Linked DNA regions of Homo sapiens: regions 2 and 3 are each linked to region 1. The links are chromatin contacts, found by Hi-C or POLR2A ChIA-PET in ENCODE. All regions are on one chromosome and are shown on one strand. The core of a region is the stretch at or near the end of the contact, and the rest is flanking DNA. Distances in the headings are between cores, read along the strand shown.

Region 1 (4,003 bases), core at 586-3,085:
GGAACCAGAAGAATACAATCCCAATGAAGACTGGGGAAAAGTTCAAGACAAACAACTTTAAAGGGGGAAAAAAGCACAATTAATACATTGTCCATAACTTAAAACTTTACAATAGATCTTTGGAATTAACCGAAAACTTTACATTTAACAGCATAAACGTATTTACTGTACATCAAGTACACATTTCCTTGAATTCCAATTTTTTTCCTAAAATTCATTTACAAAAGAAGTTAGAAATATAAATATCTACTTTTAAAGTTTCTACAAAGGATGAGCAGAAACTTCTTTTCACTTTTATAACAATTCACAGAAATTAGCAAGTGTTTTGAAACGCAAGCGTTCCACTCTCTGCCCCTGCAGAAGAGGGGGAACATGTTAAGAAATTGAGGCAAATTCTCAACTGAAAAGGAAACATATATAAAGTACTCAGGGGAGAAATAATAGCTGAAAGCAAAAAATTACTAACAGACTAAAAGCAACAGAAATTCTAATCTACACTCGCAACTCTTACCCTTGACAGCACAGAAGAGAATATCCCGTCTTACACATTTTGGAATTGCAATTCTGAAACGCTAAATCCAAAGACAAAGCCGCTCTGGGGAAAATAGCAATTGCGCAACAGATCAACAGCTCCAACCTGTCCCTTGGCCCTGGCGCGGCGAGGTTTGCACGCTATAAAGCAGGAAAGGGCCAACCGAGGGCTGCTGTGACGGCCAACCGAGCGCTGTCACGGAAGCCAAGGCCACGCGCGCGGTGAGCGCCACCAGGGGGCACCGCGTCCGAACTAGAAGCCCCGGGTGCCGCCGACTCCGGCCTCAGAGTCCACTGCCCTCGCCCGCACTTTCCCGCGGCGTTACGAGGGGCCAACTCCGGGTGCCCGAGCCCGAACCCCTCCCCGGCCGAGAAAGTGCGCGGGGCCCGGCTCAGCCGCCACACGTCGGGGCTTCTGAGCCCGCTGGGCACTTAAGGCGCTCCTCCCTCGTCCCGGGGCTGGGCTTTCAAGAGAGCTCAAGGCTGCCAGAGAGTGATCCGAGAGATGGATGACTTCGCAAAGCCGCGCCCACAGACGGCCCAGCGGGGTGAGCGCGTCGCAGCCCGCACTCAAGGAGGTCTTGGGGCGCGGCGAAGGGGCTCCGGGTCCCAGCCCGAAGGCGACCTCAGTTCCCCCGAGAGCGGCCCCGTGACTAGGCACATTTTTGCCGGCACCGAGGCGGGGGAGCCGCGCAGCCCCGGAAGGGCCGGGCCGCGCCGGCTCAGACGGCCAGCGTCCGCCCCCTCTTGCCCCGCCGCCCACCGGGCCGCTCAAACTTAGGGGCTCCGGAGTCCCAGCTCTCGGGCCCGGGGACGCGGCTGGATTCTCCCCCAAGGCCCACGCGAGCGGGCTCAGTCCCCAGACCTTCCCGCAACTTCCCACCCGTTCGCCCTCGGGCTCGTGGTCGGTCGGATCACCCGGCCGCGTCCCCGCTGCCCCTCCCCGCCCTGCCCCGGCGCAAGCGCGGCGGCTCTACCCAGCGCCGCGGTCCTGGCTCTGGCCAGACGTGGGGGAAGCCGGTTGCGGCTGTCCCTCCCGGGCCGCGGTTCCCTAGCTCCCCCGCCCCCGTCCCGGCACCACCGCAGGGCCCAGAGGGCCGAGGCAGCACCTGCTGGGACGGGAGTCCCGGCGGCGGCAGCTCCAAGTCCATCATGATGAGCTGTGGACCGTGTGTTGGGGCTCCCCGACGGCGGCCCTGTTCCGGCTGCCGAGGCGCGGCGCGGACAGGGCGGCTCTGGTGGCGGCGGCGGCGGCGGTGGCGGCTGCGTCGGCGGCTCCTCCGGGCTCCCCGGCACTCGGTAATCGGCTACACGCCGGCGGGCCCCTGCCCCGCTCCGCCTCCCGCCCCACAAGGGCGGGGCAAGAGTCCGGGCCCTTCCTTCCCCCGCCGGCCGCGCGGGCTGAGCTTCCGAAAATCCCCCACCCGCGCCGGGGCTGACGCAAGAAGCTCGCGGTCCGGGGGCGGGAAGGGACTGCCAGCTGGGGTCCCAGCAGGCGGGGGACCTAGAGGAGGTCTCCGTTAGCTCCCCGGTGCCGGCGTTCAGTTTGCCCTCCCCCGCAAATAAGGGCAGCGCTCTCGCCCGCGAGATAAAGAGTTGTTTGCGAAGGTCGCTGGAGTTCGGACGCTTTGAAACAGTTTAAACAGTTGGAACAAACACACCCGGAGCCCCGGAAAGGCGTTGGTGTAGGAGCTGCGCCTCCCTGATTTGGAGTTGCAGAACCTTGCCCTGCTTTTATCTCACTTTACCGCCCGAGAATGGCGCCAGCCGGGGTGGGGGGGGCTAAAGATTTGGACCCAGACCGTGCCACTGCCAACTGCCCTCCCGCCCTTGCTCCCTTCCCGGGCTGGGGCCAGTGGGCCCTGCCTAGGGGAGATGTGGACAGCTCCGGCAGCTCGTGTTCGCAGTCACCCTGAACGCCCTCCTCTGAACTCCCACGTGTCTCCATTCTCCTAAGCTCAGGTCGTCAAAGGCAAACGGAGAAGCCCCTTTAGGTCGGAGAGTGGTCAGTATTGCCCACCCAGAGCTGGGAGAAAAACGGGAACCCCAAGAGAACCTCTTCCCACCAAAGCGCAGCCACCACGCCACAGATGGCGCCCTTCAACAGTGTGTAATACCACAACATGCTGTAATCGTTTACTCTTTACAAATTTCTTTTTCACGTACTCACAAAATAGTACAAATTAAAAAAAGTTACAAAAACGTTTGTATAGTATTGGCTCATTTTATAAAAACGTGCCTAGAAAAAAATTGAAGGTTACCAATATATTAAATGCTGTGGAATCAACGATTTTTATGTTTCTCCTTGTTACTTCCAAGTATGCTTTAAATCTGCAGTGCGTATGTTTTATGTCTTACATTAAAAACAATTATTTAAAAATTAATCATTGCCCAGAGAAGACTTCAAGTATTTGAAACGAGGAATATTGTGAACTCTTATAAGGGTTCAAAGAGGATAGATAAATGGTTTAGTTTTGTTTTTTTCTTCCTCTTCTGCATTTACAATCTTTCTAACTCTATACAAGACTGGTTTTCAGTTTCTAGCTTCCTGGAATTATTCAAAACCAGGTGAAGTAGATAATACTGGCAGTGGTTTTGCTATTTCATTCAAAAACCACACACACACCCCTGACTATAGCAATCAACGCCCAAAAAGCTGCAGAGCTTACTTTCTCTAGGTTGCATAATTTGACACTCCCAGGATTTATGTGTAAATTTGTATATTCAGATATTCCTTGAGATAAGTGAAGCCTAAATTAATTACTTGTAATTGAAGCAAGCTTCTTTAACTCCTATTAATTCCTTTCAGCTGTTATGTGAAAACCCTGCAACATGATCTGCACAATGAAAACAAGTTAGGAGAAAACTGTTTGCAAAGGACCTCACATGAAAGATGCAGAGACATAATAATAAAATAACATTTCTGAGTCCAAGAAAAAGACAAGAGTAAATTGTTAACAATTCAAGTTACTTATTAAAATTACGACATCAGAGAAGGTAGACAATGAGCCTAGTAGGTAGGAGATACCAGAGTCATATGACATGGTTACTGCTCTAAAGGAGTTTATAAAGTATTTGGTATTTCCTTGTTAAGCCACAAAATTTCCATTGAGTTTAGACTGAATGAAATAACCTTCACTTTTCCAATGCTGCAATTTGCTGAGAGTGTGTTATTTCAGGCATCTGCAGAGTACATATTTTCAAAGGGAGGGGAGCAATATGATAAGAGTTTGAACTTGTTTAAGAAAAACAAACACTAAGGAAAAGCTGTTTGGCATTTGGTTTAGCCAAATAAAGGGAACCCCATTCTCAAGACCACCCACGTCAAGGAGGTGCCCAATCTTGGCAGACTCTGGAATGTGATTGTCTTCATATGAGAGCCTGAGCCCTTGCTTTGCCCTCCAAACCTGCCTATTGTGTTAGGAGGGCACAGATAATGCATGTTGAGAAGCTCTGGAGGAGCAAGAAAGAA
Region 2 (4,003 bases), core at 442-2,941, 2.9 Mb before region 1:
GAGGCCAACAATATTTGGTACATTTTACATAACACTTTACACAGATGAGAAGAATGTAGGTTCTAAGCCTATAACTGCTTTACTGAATTTCTCATAGCGGACTTGCAAAAGTTATTCTCTGTGGATTTCTTTTTTCTTGTAAGAAAGCTGATACATTGAAATTTATAAAGCGAAATGTCAAAAGTTCCAGTAAAAAATTATGATTTCTCAGGTATATTTGTCTCTAAATATAAACAGCAAATAAGCAAGCACCTGAATTCCATCTAATCTCTTCATTCTTGTAAAAATAGTAACAGCTGACCCCCTAAGTATGCAGAGAAAGGAAATGTCTGTGTTTGGTGTCAAAAGTTATTGAGCCAACCAAATACAAGAAACCTCTCCCTCCCACAGTTGCAACCACACAAACACAAACTGGTGCAGTGGAAAAAAAATCACTGGGTTAATCAGGTGTTCCAGATCCTAGTTCTGGTACAACATTTAACTAGCTGTGTAACTCTTGGCAAATTTGTTTCCTCATTTATAAAATGAGGAGATGGGGCTGGATGATTACCAAAGAGCTTTCAAGGTGTATCTGTGTTATTAAAATTTCATGGGGGAGTTATTAAGAAAAAATGTTTAATAAGACTCCTTAGGAAGGTAACAGTGAAAAAAAAGTTGAGAATCACTGGTCTAGAAGTGAGAGTATATAGCAGTATCTCATCACCTCAACTCGTTCTAAAAACAAATAAAAGCTTAGTTATTTTCACAAGTTTCTATGTAGGGGCAATCAACATTTTATTGAGCACCTCCTCTCTGTAGTGGACACAGTGATAGATGCCTACGTTGTTTCAAATCCTTTATCTTCACTATTTCACTTAATCCTCACAATTAAGTCAATCATCCTTAATTTACAGATTAGAAGACTGAGGGTCAGATATTACAAATATTTTGTGCAAGGTCTTAAGGCTAAAAGTGACTGCTCGAATAACTAGAATCCAGGTTTGACTCCAAAGCTGATTCTTTCTACTTCACTCTTTTGCTTTTCATTACTATGATATTCACCAAAGTATTACAACTGGTAGACCTGTAATTATGTAAAACACTAAACTTCAACGAGTTTAGTCATCAAAAAGACACTAGATTATTAGGTAATTTTTTTAAAGATCTATCTTAAGTAAACGGGGAGGCTTCTTTGTACAGAAAAGTAGAGTTCAGAAGCCGTGATCCCTGGGATCCGAAAAGACAAAAAACCAGAATCAGCTGAAGGAAGTACTGAGGAATTTTGACATTAGTCTTCGCATATTATGGATTTGCATTCTGGCCGACAAAGATTCTCTAGGCCACCGGTCTCCTCGCTGTTGCAGAATAAACGCTGAGGACCCGCTGCGTCAGCGAGCTGCTCAGCAGAGAAAGGCGAGACCACCAGGGCTTTAGGCCTAGAGAAGCGGAGGCTGTCCTAGGGATCTCAGAGACACCATCACTTTCACTTCCAGCAGCCTCTGGGAAGGCGGTCCCTGTGGGCCTAATCCCTCCCCGGGTCTGTTTACTCACTTTTTTGATATTGGATTTGGAGGCAGGATGAAAGTCTTTCTTGCACATGAAGTTGGCGAAGGATTTCCCCATCTTGGAACTGGAACTAGGGAAAGCAGGGGCTAGATCTGTTAGCAACGTAAACAAACTCAGCCGCCTAACCGGAACTGCGTTTCCAGCAGCAAGGGGGAACTTCCGAGATCAAAGGTGACAGCTTCCGGCAACTGATGCCTCCACTGGCCACTCCTCCCTCCGTCCACCTGTCACTTCGGGTAGCTGGGAGGCCAGGTGAGGGGCGCGCACGGGGGAGGGGCGTGCATAGTTGAGACAGAAACCCGGAAGACCCAACTGTGGCGCGGCACTGCTTGACCGAGGGGCTCCGGAGCCCAGCTGCACCGGCTGCGGTTTGAGCGCCCAGGGCCGGGGTGCGGGGTGGACCGCGGCGGCCCTTCGACCAAAGGTGCTTGAAGCTCGAGCCCATTACTTTCTGTGGACTCTGACTCGAGCTGCAAAAGCTTTTCTGCACTGTTTTTCTCATCTATGTTATGAAGATAATAATTCCGGCCCTAACCGTAGTATGCTTGCGAGAATCCAACAATATGATGTTTCTGAAAGCGCCGGCTGAACTAAGAGCGCGTGAAATAGAATGACAGACAGCTCTGCAAGAACGGAGGCCCTGTCTATTTTGTACCCAGCTGTACGGTACTGGCGCCGAAAGACGTTCAATAAATACTTATTGAATGACGAATACGCGTTAGGAGTTGGTAAAATCTCTCAAGGCTTCACCTCCTCAGTGGGCTAGGTGCAATTCTAACCAGGGGGCAAGTTTCCTTAGCTTTCCCTACGACCCCAGTTAGGCAGCTCAGGTTACTATTGCAGCTTGATGGCCCTTGGGACTCCAGGTTTTTGAGTGGACGTGGCTGCTACTGCAGCAGGTGATCCACCAACCAAGTTCTCTATCAGGGTAATGTTAAGAATAAACCTTGGCCGGGCGCGGTAGCTCACGCCTGTAATCCCAGCACTTTGGGAGGCCAAGGTGGGTGGATCACCTGAGGTCAGGAGTTCAAGACCAGCCTGGCCAACATGGTGAAACCCCGTCTCTACTAAAAACACGAAAAATTAGCCGGGTGTGGTGGCACGCGCCTGTAATCCCAGCTACTCGGGAGGTTGAGGCAGGAGAATCACTTGAACGCGGGAGGCGGAGGTTGCAGTGAGCCAAGACTGCTCCATTGCACTCCAGCCCGGGCAACAAGAGTTAAACTCCATCAAAAAAAAAAAACAAAAAACGAATAAGCCTTTATGAGAAATTTTCTCTCCTACCAAATAATAACAATAACAGCTTTCATGTGAGTATCTACTATGTTCTATGCACTGTGCAAAACACTTTACGTGTTGCCTTATTAAGTTCTCATAACAGCCCATCAAATAGTGTCTTATTTTTCTGATGAGGCAGAAGGCATAGGTAAGAGAGAGATTAAATAGTCTGCCAAAGTTATATAGTGATAGAACTAACTATAAAACACAAATAGAAGGAGATCCAGGACATAAGAGTTGAAATACAGAAAGAAAATAACAGAAGCCATCAAGACATCAGACTTCTCGTCACTGAGGAGAAGAGGAAAACCCTTAAGAGTTTCAGTCTGAAGTTTTTATTTAGTCATTTTCTTTTCTTTTTAAGGAAACATTTATTATATTTAAATTTTGTTTTTAAGTTGCTAGCATCTGCCTGTGTAAAGCCATTTTAAGGTTTTGCCATTATTAAAGGAAAGAAGGAAACTCTGTAAAACAATGTGTCTGTTCTGGCAGCAAAATAAGGACCTTTAGGTGTTCTATTATAAGTGAAGATCTAAGATTTTCCAAGTTACAACTGAAGAGGTAATCTAGATATTAAAGTATATAATTGCGATTTATAAATTAAATATGTGAACTTTCTCCTAGAAATATCAGCAATTTGGAATTATATTGACATATTTTTGTCTGAATCAATGAGTCTGTTTCAAAATTTCAGTCTCATCAGAATTATAATGTGTATTATTTCCCAGCTCAAATAAGACCCCTTCTTCCTTCCTTTGAGGAAGTACTGGGCACGTAAGATTTTTTTCCATAAGACAAGTTCCAGCAAAGAGAATATAAAGATTAGTAAGACATACTCCCAGCCCTCAAGGATCTCATTGTCCAGTAAAGGGATTTATATATACACGAATGTAATGGAATCTAGCCTTTACAACAATAGAGCTAGGTACACGGATTCCCAAATATGGAAATGGTGAAACGAAATTCAGGGAAGACTTTAGGAGAGAAAGGTCTTAGAGAATAAATGTGAACTATACAGTAGAAGAAGGTAGTTCTCATTGCCATTTTCTTACTGAGTTGTAGTACCAGATTGAGTCCCAAGTCATATTCTTACTGATTTTTAGGCTGTAGTATACAAAATTTAAAACTTTAATGAACAGCCAAGCACGGTCACTCATGCCTGTAATCCCAGGGCTTTGGG
Region 3 (4,003 bases), core at 1,023-3,522, 2.5 Mb before region 1:
TTTGAATTATCAATGTGATTTGGGGTAAGTCATTCAGTTTTTCTGGGCTTCAGCCTCCTTGTCCTTAAAACAAAAGAACTATACTAGATTTTTTCAAAGATCCCTCTGTATCCCGGGTCCTGTGAAATGACTATGGTTAACAGTGATGATTCTGTAATGTGAGAAGTTCGCCACTGGAGGGAGCCCATGTGCAGTCATCGACCTGGGGCCACCAATGAGCTTAAAAGCGTCAGGATCCCCTACAGGTATGGAAAATGCCTTAGCAATGTGTCACCAGGATCAAATGGTTAAAGAAGGGGCCCCTCCACTTCAAATATATCCCACAAAACAGCTAGATTGTTTTCTTCTGTTTCCTGTTCCTGAAGAAACTGCAGTACAGGTATTGCCAGCAGTCATCTATCAGCCTTTACAGAAACAGGGACTCTTACTCTCCTCTTAAAAGAGTACATTGTGAGCAGTAGCTTCTTTTGTCAATTCCTGACAAATATTTTACATTCTGGACAAAAGATCCTGGACTTCAGTGTCTCTGTAAAGTTTTGTCAAAGAAAGACATATTTGAAATGTTAAATTTTTAAATTCAATAACGTAACTATTTCAGACCTAGTCCTTCACTAAAACTCACTTTTTGACCCTCTCTCATCAGGAACCCTCCCATCTCTAGCCCTCATTCTATTCATTCTATTCTCAACAGATGATTTCACCAGCAAAAAATAAGCCAGTCTGTTCACAGATTGGAAAACATACAAAAGAAATCGCGAGAATTTCACGGCATTTCAATAAAAAGCAGCCGTTTGTTCATCTTCTCTGATCAAAGAGATTCTTTAAACTTGAATTTGGAATGAGCTTTGTTAATTCTGTTTTTCTTTTCTCTCTGGGAAGGCTACAGGAGTTATTTATTCCTAAAAAGAGGCCAAAGAAAGTTCCTTCCAAAAATTCCCTAAAGCCCAAAGAGAACTTAGTTCCTAAATAGCCCCAAGTATTAGCTAGAAACCCACTGGCTCCTCGAAGGGGAGGCCTGTAGATGTGCCTCCGTGTGAAGTCTGCAGGGGCCTCCCCACTCACCTTCCGCACCCAGTTGGGCATGACATGGGTGCTGGGTGAGCGGTGGTGTGTGTTGATGACGATGACAGTGATGATGATGGAGGCAATGACGAACACCATGGTGAACAGCATGTATTTTCCAATCAAGGGCACAGCACTGGACGTGGAGGGGATCAGCTCCACGATGACCAGAAGGAACACAGTCAAAGACAGTAAGACAGAGATGCTCAGAGTCATCTTCTCCCCTGAAAAGACCAAAAAAAAAAAAAAAAATCCCACAACTACCCATCTGGGTTGGGCTGCAGTGTTCCTCCCACCCCACCATTTATATGTGGAAGTCCTGAGTCCTGGGACCTAAGAATGTGACTGTATTTGAAGACAGGGACTTTAAGGAGGTAATTAAATGAAAACGAGGTGATATGGGGTAGTGAGTAATCAAGTATGACTAGTGTCCTTATAAGGAGAGGAATTAGGACACAGATGCATAGACGGAAGGCCATGGGACACAGGAAGAAGATGGCCATTACAAACCGAGAGAGGCCTCACAAGAAACCAACTCTACTGGCACCTTGATCTTGGAATTCCAGTCTCCAGAACTGTGAGAAATTACATTTCTGTTATCTAAGCCTCACAGCCTATGGTGTTTTGTGTGGCAGCCCAAGCAAACTAATTCACCACTGAAACCCAAGGGTAAGAGGAATGTGACTGACATGTTCTCAAAGCATTATTCTGGGAAATCTCAAAGCATTTTTTTCTGCAGAATTTCCTATGTAACCACCATACCTTAACTTTTCTGACAGCAGCCAGTGGCAAGCATTTCCATTAGAGGCTGCCAAGCAGAAAACGGAACAATATTTCATCTCATGCTCCAGATTTCTGATTCTTGGTGGAACCCAGGGAACTGAAAGGAGTTCTGGGTGGACAAGCTGGACTCGGTGTGGCATTTCCCTTCTGCAGCAGGATGCATTAAACCTCATAAAACGGAACCACCCCTGGCCTATTTCTTACCCAGCAGATGAATGGGCAGCCCAGAAGTACACATATCTTTCTGTTATTGAGGGAGCAAGCTGTAAGACCAAAACCCAAGAAAAGGACAAAATCCGGAAGGCTAAGGAGTTCTCCTTGACGTCCTGAGTGATCTTCTGATACAGTGGTTTCACACCACTCGCTGTCTCATTTTCATATAAGAGGAAGTTTGTCTTCTCACTTATTTCTTGTTTTGTTTTTTTTGCATACTAAGGGAGCAGGGATTTCCCCAGCCCCCACCTCTTTTCTGCAGGCCCTTTGATCTCAGGAGAGTTTTGGCTGGGCAAACTTGGCAGCAGGAAGGTCAGGGGCCGAATGGCACTGAGGTAGTTTTGTGAGGCTTGACCACCTTAGGTGCAGCAGAGAAGCTCTGGGAGGGACTTTCCCTGGGCTGGCCTTGCTGTTGGTGCTGCTGGAAACCCTTGTGTTACCCTGCTTTCAATGATGAAGCTGTCCCCTACTGGCTGCTTCCGGATGCTAGAATATATATAGAATATGTATGTATGTATACGATAAAGAGTGGAAACAAACAAGAAATTGTCAATTCTACCTGGTGGGTAGGAAAACCTTTCAAAGTGAAAAAGAATACAATTACAAATACAAAATATTTGTCCACTTATATAAAATTTGTTGATTAATAATAATGATAATAATAATAGCCAACATTTATCAAGCATAATTTTTGTGCTAAGTGCTTTTCTTTTTTCTTTCTTTCTTTTCTTTCTTTTTTTCTTCTTTTTTTTTTTGTGAGGGAGTCTCACTCTGTTGCCCAGGCTGGAGTTCAGTGGTGCCATCTCAGCTCACTGCAACCTCCGCCTCCAGGGTTCAAGCGATTCTCCTGCCTCAGCCTCCCAAGTAATTGGGATTACAGGCACGTGCCACCACACCTGGCTAATTTTTTGTATTTTTAATAGAGATGGGGTTTCACCATGTTGGCCAGGCTGGTCTCAAACTCCTGACCTCAAGTGATCCATCCGCCTTGGCCTCCGAAAGTGCTGGGATTACAGGTGTGAGCCACTGCATCTGGCCCCTAAGCACTTTTCAAGCACAAATCATTTAACGTTTATAGAGACTCTTGTTAGTTCCCATAATGCCCCGACAGTGTTTTTATTTTAAAAAGTTTCATTTGAGGGCCTGGTGCGGTGGATCATGCCTGTAATCCTAACACCCCGGGAGGCCAAGGCAGGGGGATCACTTGAGGCCAGGAGTCTGAGACTAGCCTGGGCAACATAGCAAGACTCCATCTCTATTTATTTATTTTTTTAATGTAAAAAAGTTTCATTTGATTAGAAAGTTGAAAGAATTGTGTTTGTGATTATTTGTTTAAAAACAAGTGCAGGGCAGGCACAGTGGCTCACACCTGTAATCCCAGCACTTTGGGAGGCCGAGGTAGGCAGATCTTTGAGCCCAGGAGTTCGAGACTGGCCTCGGCAACATGGTGCAACCCCGTTTCTACAAAAAATACAAAAATTAGCCGAGTGTGGTGGCACATGCCTGTAGTCCCAGCTACTCAGGAGGCTGAGGTGAAAGGGTCACTTGAGCTCAGGAGGTTGAGGCTGCAGTGAGCCGTGATCATGCCACTGTACTGCAGCCTGGGCAACAGAGTGAGACCCGGTCTCAAAACAAAAACAAAAATGAAACCCCAAATGCAGTCACTGGAACATGCACTCTGAGGGGTGAGGCACTTTCTGTCTTATTCTCTGCGGTCTATCTACCACATCATATTTGTTCAACAAATATTCACTGAATGAGTAAATGAATAATCTTTTTTCCTAGTTGGCAAGTTGGATTTAAGATTTTGTGGTTTTTTTTTTTTTAAAGTCATTTTGATAAAAATTGCTACCTGTCATAAGCTTGAGGTCTGTCTGTAGCATCTTTCTTTTTTTCAAACTTGTCTGCCATAAGTTGTTTATGAATAGTGACTTGCTGGCAGGCA

The links. Hi-C counts contacts between places; a loop is a spot of excess contacts on that map. ChIA-PET counts read pairs that join two places held with the same protein, here RNA polymerase II (POLR2A). Pooled maps may share reads with other maps.
Region 2: a loop to region 1 is called in a pooled map, with 20 times the contacts of the local background. The contact joins the promoter of CIRSR here to the promoter of NFE2L2 in region 1. A Hi-C loop is called at or near these places in 5 of 50 pooled maps. POLR2A ChIA-PET finds 5 or more read pairs at or near these places in 2 of 52 experiments (CD4-positive, alpha-beta T cell and GM12878).
Region 3: a loop to region 1 is called in a pooled map, with 7 times the contacts of the local background. The contact joins the enhancer-like site here to the promoter of NFE2L2 in region 1. A Hi-C loop is called at or near these places in 3 of 50 pooled maps. POLR2A ChIA-PET finds 5 or more read pairs at or near these places in 2 of 52 experiments (A549 and activated CD4-positive, alpha-beta T cell).

Annotation. Positions count from the first base shown.
Region 1 is chr2:177,262,892-177,266,894 of GRCh38, forward strand. It overlaps NFE2L2 (NFE2 like bZIP transcription factor 2), which reads right to left and starts at 1,836. Exons shown (of 5, transcript NM_006164.5): 1 at 1,641-1,836. The coding sequence starts at 1,685. RefSeq lists an enhancer at 1-1,009 and silencers at 690-849, 1,110-1,979.
Region 2 is chr2:174,394,021-174,398,023 of GRCh38, forward strand. CIRSR (corepressor of RBPJ and splicing regulator) reads right to left here and starts at 1,692. Exons shown (of 10, transcript NM_004882.4): 1 at 1,531-1,692. The coding sequence starts at 1,602. SCRN3 (secernin 3) reads left to right here and starts at 1,710. Exons shown (of 8, transcript NM_024583.5): 1 at 1,710-1,797. RefSeq lists enhancers at 1,591-1,640, 2,138-2,638.
Region 3 is chr2:174,748,884-174,752,886 of GRCh38, forward strand. CHRNA1 (cholinergic receptor nicotinic alpha 1 subunit) reads right to left here. Exons shown (of 9, transcript NM_000079.4): 7 at 1,063-1,286. Among named protein-coding and RNA genes, the nearest start is that of CHRNA1, 14 kb to the right of the region's middle. RefSeq lists an enhancer at 2,235-2,414 and a silencer at 3,762-3,831. Within about 2 kb of position 2,273, at least 3 of the 41 ENCODE cell types and tissues checked have a DNase peak (open chromatin) inside an H3K27ac peak, as active enhancers do.